2 separate regions of the Homo sapiens genome follow, and region 2 is linked to region 1. A link is a loop called in an ENCODE intact Hi-C map of the cell type or tissue named here. Cell type or tissue: B cell. All regions are shown on one strand. Region 1 has its middle 48 kb from the start of GSAP. Region 2 overlaps PTPN12 (protein tyrosine phosphatase non-receptor type 12).

What was found. Hi-C counts contacts between places; a loop is a spot of excess contacts. Peaks named below come from ENCODE experiments on the same cell type or tissue, not always from the same donor. Only the 100,000 strongest peaks of a DNase experiment are listed, where the experiment ranks them.
Region 2: a loop joins it to region 1, with 2.1 times the contacts of the local background. A loop is called at or near these places in 1 of 110 quality-filtered maps.

What each region holds. Positions count from the first base shown.
Region 1 is chr7:77,462,741-77,465,240 of GRCh38, reverse strand. No RefSeq gene overlaps it. Among named protein-coding and RNA genes, the nearest start is that of GSAP, 48 kb to the right of the region's middle. RefSeq lists a silencer at 1,353-1,432. In B cell, no CTCF peak of the experiment used is centred here; a DNase peak (open chromatin) is centred at 1,440.
Region 2 is chr7:77,573,754-77,576,253 of GRCh38, reverse strand. The region is part of intron 2 of PTPN12 (protein tyrosine phosphatase non-receptor type 12); the gene reads right to left. Among named protein-coding and RNA genes, the nearest start is that of PTPN12, 38 kb to the right of the region's middle. In B cell, no CTCF peak of the experiment used is centred here; no DNase peak of the experiment used is centred here.

The DNA.
Region 1 (2,500 bases):
CAAGGCATATGGAGAAAACAAAAGGTTCAAGTTAAAAGCATGCCTAAATATGTCTCATTTAATGAACTTAATAGACTTGCAGAAGTTTCCCACTAATGTAGTATTGTTTACAACTTATCTCCATAACGTCTATTGAGTTATGCCTTTCCCATTTGATTCAAACTTAGGCAAATTGACATTTGTGAGTACATTTTACTTCCAATCACACCTATCATAGTACATAACTCAAGTCCTAAATTTGAATTAATATTGCGTTAAAATTCCTTGCCTTCTTCTGATACGCTTAAGAAAGATGATGATACTACTCAACTACATTTTTGGACACTTAGGATAACTCTTACTATTTAAAAACAAAACTGAGAACTGAAATTCTACTAACCAGAAGAATTGACTGTAAAAGTGACTCGCCCAATTTGGTGGTCACCCTAGTTTTTAAAAATGAGGTTTGAATGGAAAATTGTAAAAGCAAAAGACTATTAATAATGGCAGGAGGTGGGTGTATGAACAGGTGTAGTAGATTATGGTGCAGATATGTGAAATTGCTGTAATTTTAAAGAACCACATCCCCATTTTTTTGTTACCTTCTTAACAAATGGTGGTTTTATGATTCAGAAAAAGATATGCTAAATATTGAGACGAGACTATCAGAATATTTTGCTTTCAAGAGGGTGGGAAGAGTTCAACTTAAAATGTTAGGACTCAAAAATAAAAATGAGTATTATTTGTTTGAATCTGAATTTTACTGCAGTGAAGGAGATTAAACATTTTCACAAGCATTTATAATGACCATGACCAGAAAGACCTGGCCATTGTGATTTCTTACCTGAGTTTCTGCACCAGCTTGCTAACTGGTTTCCCTGTTTCCAATATTGATTCTCTATTCTGCCAACAAATTGACCTTCTAAAACACAAATCTGATCATGACCTTCTTCTGTTAAAACACCTTTAGTGAATTCCCACTGCCTTCAGAACAAAATTCAAATCTTTAGCATGACATAAAGGGTTCTTCATCATCTGACATCTGCCCTTCTGTTTAGCCTTATCTGCCAGCATGCTTCCTCGCTTCAATATAACTTTTTTTTTTTTTGAGACGGAGTCTTACTCTGTTGCCCAGGCTGGAGGGCAATGGCGTGATCTCGGCTCACTGCAACCTCCTGGGTTCAAGCGAGTCTTGTGCCTTAGCCTCCCAAGTAGCTGAGACTACAGGCATTCACCACCATGCCTGGCTAATTTTTGTATTTTTTAGTAGAGACAAGGTTTCACTATGTTGCCCAGGCTGGTCTCAAACTTCTGACCTTAGGTGATCCGCCTGCCTTGGCCTCCCAAAGTGCTGGGATTACAGGCGTGAGTCATTGTGCCAGCCCAATATAAGTTCTTGGTCATGCTGAACCAATTTTACTTCCCCATACTCACCTCGCTTTGTCATCACACTTTCATAACTCTGCAGATACTGCCCCTCTTTCTTGGACTGACTTTCCTCACTTCATGTGGGAAACTCTTATTCATCCTTTACTCAGCGACCATCTCCTTTCTTGATTTGTACCCACTCCTCCGGTTTGGTGTTAGCCCATTATGCCTGTTGCGTATTCTGATGCATACACCATTGCATACTTCGTCTTACTCTAAATCTTAACTTCTTCACTGCTCTGTAATGCAATTGTCTGTCTTTCTCTAGACTGAGACCTTCTAGAGGAAAGATCTGCGTCTTCTTTATCTTTTTCCCTCAGCACTTATTATAATGCCTGGCACGCAGTAGGCATTCTGTAAATGTATGCTAAAATAATCAATGCATAAATAGTCCAGAAAAGTTCAACATGGACTAACTTTAAAATGAGATTAATTATGACAATTGTTAGTTCAAATTTTTTTAATTAAAAAATTCTTTACTATTAAATCAAGCCAATTTAAGCTTTCTGGGATGATATACAGAGACACACTACACAGCACAATGGTATAGCAGAAAAGAAATTATTTACAAGGATTGTTTAGAGTAAAATCAAATCTCTATTTTAACAAATATATGAGATAAACTATATCTTTATGATTATTTTTTGCTGTAAATGTATTCATACCAGGACAATTGTCACATTTAAAATTCTCTAAATAATTTTGGCACAGGTGAAATCTTCTAACGTTGTTAAGTCCCTAAGCTCTTTTTCTTTCTTTTCTTTTTTTTTGGAGACAGAGTTTTTGCTCTTGTTGCCCAGGCTGGAGTGCAATGGTGCAATCCCGGCTCACCACAACCTCCACCTCCTGGGTTCAAGCGATTCTCCTGCCTCAGCCTCCTGAGTAGCTGGGATTACAGGCATGCGCCTCCACGCCCGGCTAATTTTGTATTTTTAGTTGAGACGGGGTTTCTCCATGTTGGTCAGGCTGGTCTTGAACTCCCAAACTCAGGTGATCTGCCCACCTCAGCCTCCCAAAGTGGTAGGATTACAGGCGTGAGCCACTGCACCTGGCGTTTTCTTTTCTTTTTTTAGACAGGGTCTCTGTCACCCAG
Region 2 (2,500 bases), 110 kb before region 1:
GTTCATCATTCATACAATGGAATATTATTCAACAACAAAAAGGAATGAACTATCGATGCATGCTACATCGTGAATGAATCTTTAAAATGTGTTAACAAGAGGCTGGGCACAGTGGCTCAAGCCTGTAATCCCAGCACTTTGGGAGGCCGAGGCAGGCGGATCACGAGGTCAGGAGTTCGAGACCAGTCTGGCCAACATAGTGAAACCCTGTATCTACTAAAAATAACACAAAAAATTAGCCAGGCATGGTGATGTGCGCCTATAATCCCAGCTACTCAGGAGGCTGAGACAGGAGAATCTCATGAACCTGGGAGGCGGAGGTCGCAGTGAGCCGAGATCATGCCACTGCACTCCAGCCTGGGCAACAGAATGAGACTTCATCTCAAAAAAAAACTGTTAAAAGAGCTAGACACAAAAGACTATATATTGTATGATTACATTTATATTAAATTCACAGAAAAGGAAAATCTATACAGACAGAAAGCTGATTAACAGCTGCCCAGGGCTGAAGACTCAGATCTTTTAGGGGTGATGGAAATGTCCTAAAACTAGATTGTATTAATTGTTGCAAAACTCTATAAATTTACTTTAAAAAAATCATTGAATTGCACAATTAAAATGGATAAATTTCATGGGTATGTAAATTATACCTCAAACCTGTTTTAAAAATTCTATTTCTGCAAGCACTGCACATGTTAAAACATGCAAAGGAAGTTAGTGAATTAAATTCTTCTCCATCTTATTTTTTGAGACAGTCTCGCTCTGTTACCCAGGCTGGAGTGCAGTGGTGCAATCATAGTTCACTGCAGCCTTGACCTCCTGGTCTCAAGTGATCCTCCCACATCAGCCTACTGAGTAGCTGGGACCACAAGTGTACACACGAGAGAGAGAAAGAGAGAGTATGTGTGTGTGCGTGCGTGCGTGCGTGTGTGTGTTGAGTTTTGCTATGTTGCCCAGGCTGGTCTTGAACTCCTGAGCTCAAATAATCTGCCCAGCTTGGCCTCCTAAAGTGCTGGGATTACATGCATGAGCCACTGTGCCCGGGCAATGAATTAAATAGTTATCTAACAGTAAATAAGCACATATCTCTCAGTACAATTACTTTCAATATAAATTTCCAGGCCAGGTGCAGTGGCTCACACCAGTAATCCTAGTACTTTGGGAGGCTGAAGCGGGTGGATCACCTGAGGTCAGGAGTTTGAGACCAGCCTGGCCGACATGGTGAAACCCTGTCTCTACTAAAAATACCAAAAAATTAGCTGGGCATGGTGGCAGGTGCTTGTAATCCCAGCTACTTGGGAGGCTGAGGCACGAGAATTGCTTAAACCCGGGAGATAGAGGTTGCAGTGAGCCGAGATCCCACACTGCACTCCAGCCAGGGCGACAAGAGTGAGATTCTGTCTCAAAAAAAAGAAAAAAAAATCCCAAGTCAAAATAACTAGAAATTTACTGGAGACCTACTTATCAAACTTTAAATAACTTAAAGGAAAAAAGGCACTGTCAATCTGATTACTGCACAGTAATTAAGAACTCAAGCTCTTGGACAAGGTCTCTCAACGCTGACACTCATATATTTTGGCGAGAAGTCTTTGTTTGGGGAAGGGGGCTGCATCCTATGCACTGCAGGATGTGTAGCAGTATTCCTAGCCTCTACTTGTTAGATGCCATTAGCAGCCTGTCCACTCCCATACCCCAGTTGTGACAACCAAATCTCTCCAGACATTGCTAAGTGTCCCTTGAGAGGCAAAATCACCCTAGTGAAGGCTTTAAAACCGCCTGTGTTTAAATTCTTACCCCACAATATTTAACTGTGTGACAAGCTTTTTAACCTCTCTGTCTCAGTTTCCTGTTTGCAAAATGGCACATAACAGTACTTACCTCAGAGTTTTGCTGTGATGATTATGGTAAATAATCCATTTATCACAGAAATCAGCAAACAATACAAATCAGAACTTTCAGAGGACCAGTTTAACACTACACCACTAACCTTTCCCACTACCCCAGCCAAAACTGTAAACTTACCCTTCTATTCTCTGCTTTCTCCCTATCCCTCATTCGAACCACACTCTCAATAACACTAATTACCACCACATGACAGACCATATATGTTAATATGTATCGTCCATCACCTTGACTAACATATAAGCTCCACAAGGGCAGGGATTTTTGCCAGTTTGTTTTTTGTTGCATTCCCAGCATACAGTACACCCTCAGAAGCTTTCTGTAAAATGAGTAAATGCCAAGGGAGGCGGATGACCTGACGTTAGGAGTTCGAGAGCAGCCTGGCCAACATGGTGAAACCACGTCTCTACTAACAATACAAAAATTAGCCGGATGTGGCAGCGGGTGCCTGTAATCCCAGCTACTTGGGAGGCTGAGGCAGGAAAATAGCTTGAAGCTGGTAGGCAGAGGTTATAGTGTGCGGAGATCGCACCACTGCACTCCAGCCTGGGCAACAGAGCAAGACACCGTTTCAAAAACAAAGAAGAAAATGAAACAT